Regions from separate parts of the Homo sapiens genome. Here all the other regions are linked to region 2. A link is an interaction called in ENCODE POLR2A ChIA-PET data of the cell type or tissue named here. Cell type or tissue: CD4-positive, alpha-beta T cell. All regions are shown on one strand.

What was found. Peaks named below come from ENCODE experiments on the same cell type or tissue, not always from the same donor. Only the 100,000 strongest peaks of a DNase experiment are listed, where the experiment ranks them.
Region 1: POLR2A ChIA-PET joins it to region 2 with 10 read pairs; 8 of 35 experiments call an interaction of 5 or more read pairs at or near these places.
Region 3: POLR2A ChIA-PET joins it to region 2 with 24 read pairs; 5 of 35 experiments call an interaction of 5 or more read pairs at or near these places.
Region 4: POLR2A ChIA-PET joins it to region 2 with 32 read pairs; 6 of 35 experiments call an interaction of 5 or more read pairs at or near these places.

Annotation. Positions count from the first base shown.
Region 1 is chr2:8,684,403-8,688,402 of GRCh38, forward strand. ID2 (inhibitor of DNA binding 2) reads left to right here. Exons shown (of 3, transcript NM_002166.5): 3 at 1-59. Among named protein-coding and RNA genes, the nearest start is that of ID2, 4.3 kb to the left of the region's middle. RefSeq lists enhancers at 176-966, 967-1,756 and silencers at 1,261-1,320, 1,341-1,560. In CD4-positive, alpha-beta T cell, CTCF peaks have their summits at 1,591 and 1,798; DNase peaks (open chromatin) are centred at 289, 939 and 1,519; H3K4me3 peaks cover 1,506 bases; H3K27ac peaks cover 726 bases.
Region 2 is chr2:7,565,573-7,569,572 of GRCh38, forward strand. No RefSeq gene overlaps it. Among named protein-coding and RNA genes, the nearest start is that of LINC01871, 160 kb to the right of the region's middle. In CD4-positive, alpha-beta T cell, a CTCF peak has its summit at 2,329; a DNase peak (open chromatin) is centred at 2,289; H3K27ac peaks cover 1,884 bases.
Region 3 is chr2:7,448,287-7,452,286 of GRCh38, forward strand. It overlaps LOC100506274 (a long non-coding RNA gene), which reads left to right. Exons shown (of 6, transcript NR_038432.1): 6 at 1,598-1,968. Among named protein-coding and RNA genes, the nearest start is that of LINC01871, 280 kb to the right of the region's middle. In CD4-positive, alpha-beta T cell, no CTCF peak of the experiment used is centred here; DNase peaks (open chromatin) are centred at 2,385 and 2,675; H3K27ac peaks cover 3,237 bases.
Region 4 is chr2:7,425,123-7,429,122 of GRCh38, forward strand. It overlaps LOC100506274 (a long non-coding RNA gene), which reads left to right. Exons shown (of 6, transcript NR_038432.1): 2 at 1,729-1,897; 3 at 3,266-3,334. Among named protein-coding and RNA genes, the nearest start is that of LINC01871, 300 kb to the right of the region's middle. In CD4-positive, alpha-beta T cell, CTCF peaks have their summits at 2,346 (motif pointing right) and 2,551; a DNase peak (open chromatin) is centred at 2,369.

The sequences.
Region 1 (4,000 bases), 1.1 Mb after region 2:
TCAAATTTATGTAGACTGTATAAGATTATAATAAAACATGTCTGAAGTCAATACCTGAATTCCGAGTGGTTTTTAAGATCTCTGGCATTCACTAGCTCTTTTCTCTCCCTGTCTCCCCCTCTCGGCCCCCCCCCCCACACACACACACACACATTGTTTTCTTTATCCCCTTCTCCTTCATCCCCCCACCAGCAGCACCCCTGAAGCTTTTACTTGTGTACAGAGAATCTTATCAGATGTGTGGTAAGGCAGAGGGCTGAGTTGACAGGGACTGGGGAGGCTTTGAGCACAGAAGTGCCTCGAGTCCTTAAGAGAAAGCTTGGTTCTGTGCCTCAGGGCTGAGTTTAAAGCCAAGAATGAGTTGAGTCTGGGAGTGTGGAAGCACTACCTGTCTGAGTGGGCGTTAAGACGCTTCTCTGGAGTAAATGAAAGTTAATCAGGAGAAGAAAAGAGGCTGTACAGAATTCAGAACATGATTTCAGGTTTAAGGGAAGGCAGAAACACCCGAGGGTTACTGTTTGCACAGGGAACTAAGCTGTCACCTGGCCCCGGGCTCCTGAGGCCTCCTTGGCTTCGCCTGCGTCCACACCTGTAGCCCCCCCGCCACACCCCACCCACCTCCGGGCCTCCGGAGACGGGGCTGGGCCGGGCGCATTTTCCCGGACTTTTCGATCGCCCTCAGCCTTGACTGCCGCCCTGGACTGGAAGGAAGAGGCAGCGGGCAGAAGCCTTTCCCAGCCAAAGACCGCGGGTGGCCACGTGCTCAAGACTGGTCTGCGTTTTCAGTCCCGGGGCGCGAGGTGGGCTGGGAGGCTCTGGAAGGCGGGTCCCAGGTGGACGCGAACCGGGGGAGGAAGGGATCCGGGCGGGGCAGCAGCTCACCTGGGGCGGAACAGGTGTTCGGGCGGCGCCACCGAGGAGTCCGCGCGTCTCCCCGCCCTGACCCCCGATCGCTCCCCGCGGGCGCTGGCGCTGGAGGAGGGCGGGGGCCGTGGAGCCGCGGCCGCCCGGATCGCCCTGCGGACCCGCGCCGGGGACTGGGCTCTGCCGGGGCCAGCGCGGGGCGGTCGTGTGGTTGATCATCATACCCGGAGGAAGCCCTGAGGGCCGTAGGGGCGTCTTCCCCGTCGCAGGCTACCCGCGGACCTGGCCCCCAGGTCCCCGCCACCTGTCGCCAGCCGCGGCCCCGGCCGACCTCTGCGCGGCGGGGAGGGAAGCGCGCTCTGGTCCCAACCCGACCCCCGCCTCGCCTCCGGGAGAGGCGCAGACGCCGGCCGCACGCTCGCCCCCCAGCCACGGGGACCCGCGCGTAGTCCGCTCGGACGGCCCTGGGGAGCGTCCCCGGACGGAAGCAGTGCGGGCGGGACTGTGGGGCGGCCCGGGCCCTTTCGAGCCCCTGCCGGGCACCGCTGGCGACGTTGGCCCCGGGACCCCTGGAGCCGCAGCCGAGGCGCAGCAGCCCCTCTCGGAGGCGACTTCCCGCGGCGCCAGCCGCGCTGCCCGACTCCGGCCGTGGAGCCCGGGCGCCACCTGCTGGCCGACACGAGGACGGCGGCTCTCGCGCGGGGCCTGGTGGGCCTGGGGCCCGGGCACTGGGAACCCGAGGAGCAATCCGTGGGGTGGAGGAGGTCCCGGGAGAAAACGCCAGGGAGTGCGGCCTTTCCAAATGAGTGCTGCTCCAGCATGTGTACAGCCGTTTCCACGTGTGGATCTCATGTAATCTTTGCTACTGCATAGCATAGACAGGATCCCCTTTTGCAAATTAGTAGTTGCTGCCAACCTCTATGCTAGGTGCTGTCCCAGAGATTTTTAAAAAGATCAGACAGGATCCTAGTCTCAAAGAGACTATGCTTGGATTGTGGGGATAAATGAATTGTGAAGTCACATGAAAGCCAGAATGCTTTCCCTTCTCTTTCCTGGATGTTTTGTTAAATTTTGTTTTAATTTTTCTGAACTGCTTAATAACTATTAACCAAGAACGCCAGTGTTAGTTAAAGCAGTGGGAGGTGGGAGTCGGCCTCCTTTTCTTATTCCAAATCCTAATGAGAATCGATCACATTTCTTCCATTTAGTAGGATGTGACTGTAGGCTTCTGTTGTAATAGATACTGTTTCTCAATTTTTGGAAGAGCCTTTCAATTGCTAGGCTTGTTGGAAGGGGTTTTTTTTTTTTTTTTTTTTTGAGAATTTTAAATCATAATTCGTGAGTCAATTGGTAAAATACTTTTGACTGCATTTACTGATATTATTTTTGTCTGGTGGATTACACTGATATTTCTGATACTGAACTAGCCATGCATTTCTGAAATAACTCCTACGTGAACATCATATATTATTACTTTTTATATCCACCGTGGATTCTGTTAGCCAATATTTTATTTTTGAAAATGAAATGGAACTGTGATTTACTTTCTTGTGTTGTCTGTAACTGGTTTTTGAATCAAGATCATACTAACCTCAAGCAATAAATGTACAGGTCAGTTTACATTTAATTTTAGCGTTCAAAGCCATGAGTGCATCCCTGAAGGTCGGCTAACGTGTAGTCTGTCTATTTCAGAGGTGAGCATTGAGTAGCCAACAGCACACAACCAGGCAGTGGGCAGACGAACTCAGTCCAGCGCTTTTTCAGGAACATAAAAAGGACTTTCAAGTAGAGGGTGAAGATGTAGACTCTAATAGAAAATAATATTCTTGTCAATAAGGAGCTGCTTTATAGAGCTTTTAAAATCCACAGCTAATAATTTGTGCGGCTCTCTGCAGGGCAGGTGCAGAGCCATCCCAATCCCCTTCAGCTTGACACCCCATACATCCTTCCAATTTTTGATGCATTTTGCTACCGGAAAAGGGGTTTCAGACTTTGAGTGTCTTTCTGGATGCTGATCCAGAAAAGGTGTTGGATGTTTTTCTATTTCATCATAAAGATACTTTGAAGACCAGGGGCAGTGGCTCACGCCTGTAATCCCAGCACTTTGGGAGGCCAAGGTGGGTGCATCGCTTGAGCCCTGGAGTTCAAGACCAGCCTGGGCAACATGGCAAAACCCCATCTCTACTAAAAATACAAAAGTTAGTTGGGTGTGGTAGTGCACGCCTGTAGTCCCAGCTACTCAGGAGGCTGAGGTGGGAGGATCTCTTGAGCCCAGGAGGTCAAGGCTGCATGATTGTGCCACTGCACTGCAGCCTGAGTGACAGAGCGAGACCCTGTCTCAGAAAACTAATTAATTAATTAATTTAATTAAAGATAATTTGAGTCAGAGGCAGCATAAGTTGAGAAGCTCAACAACATGTGTTTTGTTTATTGCTGACTAAAGTAGGCATTATGAGGAGCACCGCCTGAGACTGTAAGGAAGGAAGGAGATTTTCCAGAGGCCCTGAAGGAAGATGCAACAGAAGGACAGTGGGAAGAGCATGCACACATTTGTGGCAGTCCTGAGTGAGGGCACCAATCCCAGTAAACTAGGGCATTGGCCAAACAGGAATTACAGACAAGTTTTTACAACCCTGTGAAGCAGGGCATTGAAACTGATACTACCACCCAGGATCCTGGAAGGCCTGAAATGTCGGTTATTGATTAGAAAAAAATAATACTCATTAGCTCAGGAAGATCATAAGGAAGCTTGTGTGTGAACCTGAGCTCAAGAGGGAAATGAAAATCTCCTCCGAAAATTTTTACCCATAAACATGCCCTTATGGGCAATGGAGATTCAAATATGTACTACCCACTTGGTTTGAGAAATTTTGATGCTGAGAAATTAACACAAAAATGGGTTTCTGGCTGGTGATACCCCTGGAGTGCTTGGAAGTGGCACATGCAAAGCTTCTTCTCTGGAGAGAAAATTTCTCAATACAGACTACACAGAATTCTCACATTTTCACGGTTGGGTGAAAGTCAGTTTATAATTCAAAAATTTTAAAAACACTGAAAACAATTTACCATGAGAGAATCAGTAGCTAAAATGAAGAGAAAGATTAGAAACAAAAGATCTAAAATGGCTATAAAGTAA
Region 2 (4,000 bases):
AGAGCTCATCTCTTTTGTGTTTCTTTTTGAGGGCACTAATCTCATTCATGAGGACTGCAACCTCAGGGTCTGATCACCACTCTCAGGCCCCACCTCCTAAGACCATCACGTTAGGGATTAAGGCTTCAACCTATGAATTTTGAGGGGATACTGACTTTCAGTCGGTAGCATGTCTCTTTTGCAGAACATCCAAAGATTATTGATTATACGGGATCATACCTGGAAGGCAACATGCTGAACATAAACTCAGTAATTTACTAATGTAATCTGTATCTCTGCCCATGTCTGCTCTTTATTAATTTTCAGTGACTCAGCTGTGTGTATTTGATGTCTTAGCTCGTGTCAAAGAACGATGTATTTCAAAAGTCTTTCTCTTAAAAATGATTTGTTAAAAAGGAGAAATATTTCTGATGTTGAGCCTTTTCTTCACTTCTGGCTTCAGAGCAGTGAGATGTCCTCTTTTGGTGGCTCTATTAACAATTAACCTTCACATAAATGGCAGCCAACCTTCCCTTTGACACTGTAATTGTTCCATAATTCTGGCTTGAAAAAGACTATTTCATGATCGGCAGCAAACATTTGTTAAACCTCCATTAAGCACCAGGTTGAGAAACAATAAAAATGTACAATTCAGAGCCTACTCTGGGGAAGAACATGCTGGAGCCTTGGAGGCAGAGCAGCCTGGGTGCCAAAGGGAGAAGTCAGGTGAGGCCTCAGGGCCAGGAGAAATTTCACCCCTTTCAAAAATAGGCTCCAGAAGGGCTTCCTGGAAAGCACAGAGGGAAGAAACAGCACCAAGAATGGTGGATGGAGGAGACAGGACTGGAACGTGACGGGAAGGTAAAAAGAAAGTGGGAAAAGAGAAGAAAAAGGACACTTTTCGAGCATCTGCTACATGATGTTAGGATTTACATTTTTTTCCTAATGCAATCTTTAAAGCAAGTCTTATGAAGTGGGCATCATCATGCCCATTCTAAAGACAGAGACATTGAGGCTGATCACTTACTCAATGCCTCACGGCTAGTAAGTGTCCAAGCTATGAGTTCCTGTTCTCTTTGCCTTTCAAGCCGTGGCTTTTGCAATGTGTAATTTTTCTGATCTTTGACCTCTTAAACCACATTACCTACATATCCCTTACAACCTCCCTTGACTGTTGTAAGCCTAAAATGAGAAGTGAGTGTGTGTAACCTCTCAGCTGCAGAGTCTCCACACTGGGCACTCCTTTCTGCCCTTGCACATGCTCTTCCCTCTGCGTGAAAATGGCCACACTGCCCAAGGTAATTTATAGATTCAATGCCATCCCCATCAAGCTACCAATTGGAAAAAACTACTTTAAAGTTCATATGGAACCAAAAAAGAGCCCACATTGCCAAGTCAATCCTAAGCCGAAAGAACAAAGCTGGAGGCATCACGCTACCTGACTTCAAACTATACTACAAGGCTACAGTAACCAAAACAGCACGGTACTGGTACCAAAACAGAGATATAGACCAATGGAACAGGACAGAGCCCTCAGAAATAACACCACACATCTACAACCATCTGATCTTTGACAAACCTGACAAAAACAAGAAATGGGGAAAGGATTCCCTATTTAATAAATGGTGCTGGGAAAACTGGCTAGCCATATGTAGAAAGCTGAAACTGGATCCCTTCCTTGCACCTTATACAAAAATTAATCCAAGATGGACTAAAGACTTAAATCTTCCCTCTGCTTAGAATGCTCCTGTACCTGTTGGCAGTACATGCCAGTTCATGCAGGCTGCAGACACTCTCAGCAACAACATTTGCACGGAAGGGAAAGGACTCTTTGAAAGTTATATGCCATCTTAGATACATTCCTGGCTGTTATCATAGAACGAGTTAAAGCATATCAGTATTTGTAACTCAGCAATACATGCTTTTGTATACTTTGAATGAGAATTTACCATATCTTTTTAAAAGAATCCAATATACATTCTGATTTATCATCTGCCATTGCCCGTTTGTCTTATCTCCCTTTCTGAAATATCCTTTCAAGATGGAAAGTACAGCTGATTACAGAAGGTGTGTTTATAACTTGGTGACAGAGAAAGGAAAGTCAGGCGAGCACTATTGAATCAGATAGTTGGGGGTTTTATTGTGTTCTCTGAGCTACTTTTAATAAACTTTCTTGATACTCAGTAAAAGGATGTGGTCTCCATCAAAAGCTCTTTTCGGTAACCAAATCAACAAGAGGAGAAAAACACACCTACACAGTCCCAGGTGCAGCTGAACTGTGGAGAACTTTGTGAGGGTGCAGGGTGCCTCTGCTCCCACCAGCTCTGAGGGGCTCCCTGGGACCGGCAGCTCACATCTCACACAAAGTCACAGGTGTGTGGCAGCAGCGAGCTTCTTTCAGCTACAAGTTCAGAGGAAAGAGAGTGCACTGCCCTGTGCTCTCCCAACTTAGAATTGCAGCTGTCTTCCAGCTAACACTTTTCTATGCCCACCTCAATCTCAAAGCACTGGCCAAAGTCCAAGTATACTGAGCAGCCCCGAATTCATCTGCCAAATGCCCATCCATCCTCTTAGCCAGTCAAGCATTTGTAGGGACAGGGGTGTAGAGAGGAGGCTGGTTTGGAAAATGAGGCATCGGCTTGGGGTGATGGAGGAGAAGCACATATGACTCTTGCCCAAGGATGGGCAGGACCTCCTTTGCTTGGGGCCATTCCCCGCATTCTCTCATTGAGGTTAAAGAGAAGACACATGTCCTCCTGCCAGAGTCCCATGTTCAATAAATAAAACATGGCTGAGAGACAGGGTGTGGCTCCTGGGAGACTGCTGCTCATTTCTCTTTAGAAAACCCCCCACTGCCGACAACTTTTCTTTCTGTCTCGGAATTCTTCATGCATGTTTTGATGCATCTTTAATTCTATACATGTTATAGTCAAGGTACTTTGGTAGACCCCATGACATGTCAAAATATTGTTTGTCTTTGTCTTAAAGTTGTTATACCTCAGTTTCTTTACCATATAAGAGTGAGCATTTATCTTTATTTATTTTAAGGAGTTATTCAAAGTTATTACATAGATGAAAAGTCAGACAAGCAGGGAGCATGTCTGTTTGGTTGGCCTCTGCTTCATCAGTTCCTAGCTCAGTGCTATGCAAGAAAATACACAACTAATAGATAACTATTCTCTGGTCTGTAGTAGCAGTGATTTAAAAAACAACAGAAAAAGGCTACTCTAGTGTGAAGTGTCAACTCTAATACATTCATTGGCACACTCTGGGTGCTTTCACATATATGACTTCCTTTAGGCTTCATGGTCACTCTGAGAAGTAGGTCTTATGATAGTCGTTTGACAGAGAAATGGGGACTAAGAGAGTTTAAGTGACTCCACAAAAGGCTCAACATTTGTGTTGCAGCCAGAGTTTCAACCCAGACCCTTAAATCTAAGCCCGATGCTGTTCCACCAAGCCATCGTTCTCTTCCAATAGTGAGAAATATACTCTAGCCGGCAGGGTGCGGTGGCTCACGCCTGTAATCCCAGCACTTTGGGAGGTCGAAGCGGGGGGATCATCTGAGGTCGGGAGTTTGAGAACAGCCTGACCAACGTGGAGAAACCCCATGCCTACTGAAAATACAAAATTAGCCAGGCGTGGTGGCACGTGCCTGTAATCTCAGCTACTTGGGAGGCTGAGGCAGGAGAATTGTTTGAACCTGGGAGGCAGAAGTCATGGTGAGCCGAGATTGCACCATTGCACTCCAGCCTGGGCAACAAGAGCAAAACTCCATCTCAAAAAAAGAAAAAAAAAAAAAGAAATATACACTAGTCCACAGGAGGTAAGCACTGCTGGGCTATTCTCTTCACTCTCAGCCAACATGCCTAGTGGAATTCCACTGAGCTGGGGCCTGGCCAATTTGTCCCACACGTATGAGTGATGTTGCCATGCTGGGGGCTATACCTACATTGTTTCATTCTTCTTCAGAATAACTCTTCAAGGTGCCATCACAGCTGGGGCCATCAAAGCTGAACTG
Region 3 (4,000 bases), 120 kb before region 2:
ACAGGAATCCCCCCAGGAATAAAATGCAAATTTGCGTGGGTATTGCAAGGTCCTTAGAAGTTAGTATTGACTCCTTCATAATCCTCTGGCCCTACCCATCATTAATAGAGCCTTCCATTAACAGCATCTCCCCGCCTAAGCATGCTGGGTCCCACCTCGCGACCACCCCTTACTCTAACTGGACCCACACAGAAATTTTTCAAGCTCCTAGAATGTTCCAGGGTCTCTGGCTTCCGAATCTATCACCTACAGTTCTATCTGCCCAGAACTCTCTGCCTCCCCAATTCACTCTCACCAAGCTAGCTGTTTCCTGATTAAAATTGCTTTCTTCATGACAAAACCCTGTACTCCAGATCCCCCAGTCTGGATCAGGCACCCCTGCTGGGTCTCCTCCCTAGGAGCCTTCACCTTAGTCCCTGCCGTTACCTGAGTCTCATCGCCCTCGTGGTGCTCTCAAATGCTCCCTCCACAGTCTGGGAGGTTTTCACTGGGGACTATCCTGGAAAAGGCGTAACATGTGATTCTAAGAGGTGACAGTGAGCACCCACATGTCATCTCAAACTGCTGAGAACAGGGAAGGCAGGTGAAGGTCCCGCTTCTATTGTTTTGTAACAACATAAAAGCACAGTTTATTTCCTACATAAATTTTATTTTCTAAAGAGGCCTTGGGTACTGAGATGTGAGATGGACTTCACGGAGAGCTGGCTGCATCACGAGCCCCAAAGGGTAAGAATCAGGCCTGGGACAGAGCACTCACACACATACCGTGTGCTCACAGGTAAGGGCAGGAGTGCGCAGCAAAGAAAGCTTCACATGGCTCCCATGTAACCTGACTTTTATCTCTGCTTTCACAGAATGAGGCATAAAACTACCAGCTAGGCACTCGCCTTCCTTTCTATTTAAATTTGCTGTATTGGAATGCGTTTCTATGTCTCACCTAAGTTATTGTCTCATAGTGCTTGGATAAACTTTGTTTTCCATTATCTTCCTAAAAATAAACTTCTTGAAATACTGTGTGTTAAATCATCTCAACTTACATCTGAGGTAATCAGGCTTTTGGTAAATTCATGAAGTATTTGTTCCAAGTGTTGGAAATTCACCCTTGAAGTCTCATCTCTGAGTGAAATGTCTGCCTTAGAGAATAACAATGATCACAGCACCCCAGGACTTCTCCTGTGTCAGTGGTTCTCCTCCCTCACCATCTAAGGGGAGGGGGAGAGAAACACCTGCTCTCTCATGGCAGCTCCACACCCCTCCCCACATCTGACTTCCTCCTTGGTGGAGAATTACTGAGCATTCCTGTTAAGAATACAGCACATCTGACAAATAGATTGAATTGAAAAATGTATAAAATCATCTAATTGTTAATTGGAGAACTAGGTAAAATCCTTAATATGTAGAGAAATTTAAACATACTTTTATAGGTTTATATGTATTTGGACAAAGATTTTTTTGTTTTTCTCCAGGCTAAAACACCCATAACCATCATCTTTGGTGAGGAGAAAAGACAGATATTTTAAAAAAATTTGTGTGATGAGAATTTATTTATTCAAATATTGTTTTTTTCTTATTTTCAATCTTCATTTTTTCCCTAAAGATAAATACCCATCACTGTATACATCTACTTCTTGGAATTTGCAAGGGAACCAGTCAACAGATTTTTCAAGCCTTATAAGTTTATCTGCCTGAGAAGTTCACCAGCTACATAACATCCTGGACTCTGGAGCCCAAGAGATGTGTAGTTTCCATTTTGGAGCCATTTTCTTTGATAAATAAGTAGTGAGGCTGCCATTCTTGTCAAAGTTGAGGACCACAACCTTACTCATGAAACTGAAAGATTGTTTGTTATGAGGAGTTCTGTTTGAGCCATACAAGCAATATATCCTTTTTAAAGAAATGTATCCGGAATCTTAGGTGTTCATTGCTCCAAGCCATGTGCAGAATAAAAAGAAAACAAAAAACAAAAAACAGGAAGTGTGAATATTTTTGACCAATACAGTGATTACACTCCATTCCCCAAAAGATTGCCTACAAATGTGTCTAAGCTAGAAATCATCTACAGTCCATACTACGGGGTGGATCAATGGTGATTTCATCAGCACCAGCCCAGCTGCTCCATGACAGAGAGGCCTGCATGCCGCCCTCCATCTTCCACCTGTCCACGGCTGACACACGGTGGGAAAGGGTTTTGCTGACATTGGTGATCTGAGCTGAAAATGTGAAGCCACCTTTTGGCATATAATTCATATTGGTTTTTCAATCATTTGTGTCTGTGTGTTTTCTTTTTGTTGCATTTTTTTTCCCTTCTTAAGAAACTCGTCATGTGGTATTGAAGGTGACCTGACTATGGCAAAGAGCATGTTCTGTGTGGTTTGCCTTTCCACCCACGCACAACACACTTTGCAGACTTGACAGGGATGGATCAGCCCCACAGAAGAGAAAACAGAAAACCAAAAAATACCCCTCCTCTGAAAAATACCCCCGGTGTGAAACTCTTTCTGAGAAAGACTGGCCCTTTTCTTTAATGTAAAAAAATATATATAACAAAAATAGATTTCTTCTCAAGACTCTTGTTTATTCAGATGATATCAATTCTGTTTCCAGCACAACATGTTGTAGCTGCTACTCAGAGATTTTTAGAAAGTCAGATCAACGCGACTGCAATGGGTTTTTGCCGTGAGTGAGCTGTGCTTCTCACTTGCTTACTAGAAGGTAAATGCGTAATTATACAGCACACTCACGGAACAGCAGTGAACTTTATGGGCGTATTTCTAAAACAGTCTGTTTACATCAACGGTGCTATACAAGTAACAAATAATAATAACAGTGTGAAGAAAATTAGCTCCTTAGGATGCATAACAGTTAATATGTAGCTCTGTATAATTAATATCCTGCAATTTAATGTGTTACTCATTTTCTTTTTTCCCTTCCCCTTTACTAGGAAGAAAGAAACAGAATTTGTTTAATTAAATATGGCATTTTCACAGTAGTATCAAGCCATAATATATCAGGCTGAATTAATCTGATTTCCTACCCCATCAACTTGACATTGGGCATCAGTTTATGCCCGACTTCCACTATACCCACTTAGAATATGTAAATGTTGTCACCTCCTCATTGTTATTTCTATCTCCATGCCTAACAAATGTGTAGAGAGTTCTCTCCTCTTTCAAATAATTGTATATACATTTAATCAGTGGTTTTCAACTGGGGCCAATTTTGCTCTTCCAGGGGACATTTGGCGAAGTCTGGAGACATCTTTGGCTGCTATAACTAGGGAAGGAGGGAGTTCTATTAGCGTCTGGTGGGGAAAGGCCAGGGACCCCTGCCATGCCCAGGCACACCTCCACAGCAACTATTCAGCTCAAAGTGTCAGTAGCATTGAGGTTGAGATCCCCTGCATTAGCTCCTTGATCTTTAAAACCATCCTCCAAGGTAGGGATTGTTATCAGTCTCCTCATTTTATGCATGAAATTAAACAAAACAAAACTTAGGCCCAGATGAGCCAAGAGATTTGTATCCAGGATAATCACAGGGCACAAAGTGAAGGACTTGGGTCTTGAATTCAGGACTCGAGTCTAAATCCTTCCACACTTGCCCCAGCCTTTTTTTTTTTCTTGCATTAGTCCTGCTTGCATAAGGCACTTTTGTTTACTGTAGCTGGCAACATATGTGCTCTACAGAAGTGTGTGGGGGCACATGTATTTTCCTGACATTCACACTCTTATTCTAGCAAACAGTTCCTAGGAGGCAAACAAGTCTGACTTGAGGCAAAATTGTGAGAAAAAGCCAAGCCCATCTTTGCGCTTGTGTCCTCCTGTGTTTGTCAGTGCTGCCCCCAACGAAGTGGCCACCCTAGAGAGTCCACTGCTGTGTGTTCTCATTCTTTCCTGGCCAGGGATACTTAACCCCACCCATCAATGCATCTCACTTGTAAAATGTATACCAGACCCATATTGCAGCTAATCAACGAGCCAGGCGGAAAGATGGTATGCTCAGA
Region 4 (4,000 bases), 140 kb before region 2:
GCCTGTAATCCTAGCTACTTGGGAGGCTGAGGCAGGAGAATTGCTTGAACCCGGGAGGCACAGATTATGGTGAGCCGAGATCATGCCATTGCACTTCAGCCTGGGCAACAAGAACAAAACTCCATTTCAAAAAAGAAAAGAAAAGAAAAAATGTTGCTACCTATGTAGACACCATTGCATACGCGAATGTGGAAGTAGAGACAGAGGTAGGAAGAGGGACAGGGAGAGGGACAAAGAGAGAGAGAGAGAAAGAGAGAGAGAGAGAGAGGTACATTTGGCAAGTTATTTAACATTTCCACGTCACAGTTTCCTTATCTAGAGGATTAATGATGGCTCCTTCTTCATAGTGCTATTATGATAATTAAATGAGTTAATATTTGTAAACTTCTATGACCAATGTCTGGAACATAATAACCACTCTGTAAATGTGGTTAACACACATGCACATATGCTTTCAATATATAGGTTTGCAACTTGCAGTTTTTCACTGAAGATTATGTCTTAGATCTCCTTATATGACGGTACACACAAATATAGCATAATTTTGTAACAGTTACATAGATTGCATGGTGTTATATGGATGGACTCTACATTATTTAATATTATTCTTTGGCTGGGCAATCGCATTGTCTTCAAAGTTAGTATTTTAAATACTGCAATAAATAATGCAGTGAATACAAGTATTTGTACTTGCATGAGTAGAAAAAAATTGTAGAATAAAAAGTCAGACTGTTGAGACAGGGGATGCAGATTTGCAGACACGAACAATAACATCAGATTTCTACTCTCAGGCTGCCCCATTTATACCCACACCAGCAGCACATGAGAAAACCCACTCCCTTCACAGTCACAAAAGTTGGGTAGTACAAACTCATAAAAACCTTTACTAACGTGAGGTCTTGAAGAATAACAGCTTGATTTTATTTTAATTCCAGACAGAATTCTATCACAGGAAAGTTAGAAAGCAGGTATTATCAGCCTTTTATCTGGACAGTAGTAAATATCAATATCTAAACTGTAAGGTTGCCATGAGCTGAAACATGAAATGGGGTATTTAAATAAAGTTCTTAAGATTAGCATTCCTTTGCGGAGACTGCCAAACCCAAATCATCTAATGTTGGCATCACTATTAATAACATATTTTTCCTTGAACCAATTGCTTCTTGGGGATAGGCAGATGATAGATAGATGGATAGATAAGCAGATAAACAGATCGATAGCTATATAATACAGATATAGCTTATAGACGAATAGATAGATGAATGTGGGCAGAGATAATACGTAGATAGGTAGATGCCTAGCTTGGTAAATGATAATCAATAGAAATAGAGGCAGATAGAGATACAGAAATAGACATAGATAGGGGTAGATCTATGAAATCCTCTTAACATTTGCTTCTGTGAAGAAACTTTCAGGCTCTACTGAATGATGCTTTACTGTACCTCGAATTTAAATGATGCGATGTATATGATATCTGCGATGCATACAAAGACAGGGTCCCCTTGGACACAGGTCACCCTGGCTCACCCCACCAGGTCTGCCACGGACAAGCTGACCGCCTGCATATTCACTTTCTCCTCTCTGAATTTAATTTCTTCATTTATAAAACAAGGAACATAACATGTATAGCAAAGTGAAGTAGTGAAGATTGACAAAATAAAATAAAGGAAGCATATCATCGAGTTTATGGTAAGCACATGAGAAAGATCACCCTGTTTTATTCCTAAGTTACAGACACGGCTCACAGGCTTAAGCGTCTTGCTGTAGGTCATACGGCAGGTTAATGACAACACTGGGGCAAGAACACAGGTTACGCTCGTCCTGGGGAAGGCTCCCACACCAAGCTACACACTTCTGCAATGCTGTTCCAGATGTGAAAATCCGCTAAGACAAATAGGTACGTTTCTTGCCTCTGCCCTTCTGAGTCTAGCAGTTGAGAATACAACTATCTGCAAACCAATCTTGCAATTTCAAGCCAACATAATATTTGGGGTAATTATATTTACATAAAATTTTAATGACTATAATTAAAATGGATAATCCAAATTCTAATAATTATATTATAATTAACTAAAAATCTTATTCAAAAGCAAATATGCCAGGAAGACTTTCATCAGATGAGGAAGGTGCATGGCTCTAGGTTAAAAGCACGACTTCCGAATCAAACTTGATGAACACATCTGCTTCTTTATGTCTAAACACATACAGAGCATTACCACTCACTAGAAGGAAGACTAGACAATGAGACTTTGCTTTTCATCTAAAACTTTTCCTTTAACACCCGGGTCAGGTTTTCAGTCCGAATGAGCTTCAATGCATCCCTGGGGAATTGTCTCTTGGTATTAGTCGGATTGAACACTAGATGGCACTGTGTTGCAACAAAATTTGGATTTTGAATGCATTTTTGTGTGGCTGTAATTAAGGTGTTGCTTGGGGTGGGGAGAGGTGAAATGTCTTTAGAAATAGTCTTCCTCAGTGGTCTCTTAAATATCCATTTGGACCAAATATTCTAAGGTTTATCTATCACCTATGCAGCTTTATTTCAAATGAGCATGCACATAAGAGATGTGTCTATTTTATGTATCAGTGGTTTCAAAAGTCATATTCGAATACCCATTTTTTCATGGCTTTGTGTCATGAGATGGAGAGCAAAGCAAACTGAAAGCGGTGAGGCAATGTGTCCAGCTCTCCTTTCAGCCTGGGCTCTCACCGGACTTCTGGACTTATCGCACTGATGCTGAATGTCTCCACCCACAGGCCCCACAGGCATCACAGACCCATCATCTGGGACATCTTATCACCAGCCTTCCAATCTCCCTAATATCTAGCCATTGGCAAGGCTATAAAGCCAATTTTGTGATATAAAATATTTTCGTGATTTATTTGACTTTTTTTGCCCCTCAATTATCACACCCAGTGAGTCATCAAGACTTGATTTTAGTTCATCATTACCTCCAAAACCCAAGCAAGCTGCTTGGTATATATGACCGAGTGCAGTGGAATCACTGTCATATTTCTTCTTTGCCTTTGACATCTTCTATTTTACAGCCCCAAGTCATTGTAAGTACTCCCATCCCTGCCTGGAAAGACAGGGACGGACGTAGCTCTTTCTCTAGCTCCCTGTAGCTCTTTCTCTAGCCAGCAAATTTTTTGTTTAAAACCTAACTCCAAAGTTCCTTCATCTGTGCATTCTTCCACATAGCTCCTCCCAACTTTGCGCATCCTGCATTCTAATGATTTCTTTGTATTTCTACTTTCCCTTTAGGTCACAAAAACACCATGGGAAACGATGATGTCTTTTCCTTTTTGTTATCTTGATAAAGCTTCATACATGGTAAGGAAGAGAAGGTATAAATGGCATTTTTGTAAGACATATAATATTTTCCTCTAATTTGGAATTTATTAATTAAAATTTAACAGAATGATAAAATGGAAATTTCAGTTGAGGAACTAATAAATCAACAGATGTCTTACTCCACAACGAGGTGCAAGATCTTGAGGCTGGATTTAGAAAGAGGAAGAGAAGACCAATTGCACAGCTCATCACCCCTCACCCATCTGATGATATGAAAGGTTTGAAGGAAGCCAGAGCTGGAGCAAGATTTTCCTCAGATGAGTTTTGATGAACTACAAAGAATGAAGATGCTCTCCCTTGTCATCCCCAGTCAAAGAAAAGGCACTTTAAAGAAATCACTCACGAGCCAGATATTGTGGTTGTATTTTGGTGGACACAGTGAAGTCACGTCTGGCTCGCTCCGCAAATACTGGGAGGGTGAGAAGTGGGAGGCAGCCGTGGGACCGCTGAGTGGAGGAGGCTGACCTTTGAGGAAGCACGTGGGATTTTTCCCCGCGGAACAGACGTGAGCCATGAACACGGGAGCAAAAGTGTGCTAGAGTAACTCCCGTCAAAGAGAGACCCTTACTAGGGCAAGAAGACCTTGATCAAAGCATACCCAGATGCCGAGGTTCTGAGGAAGGAAATAAGTGACCACCAGGCATG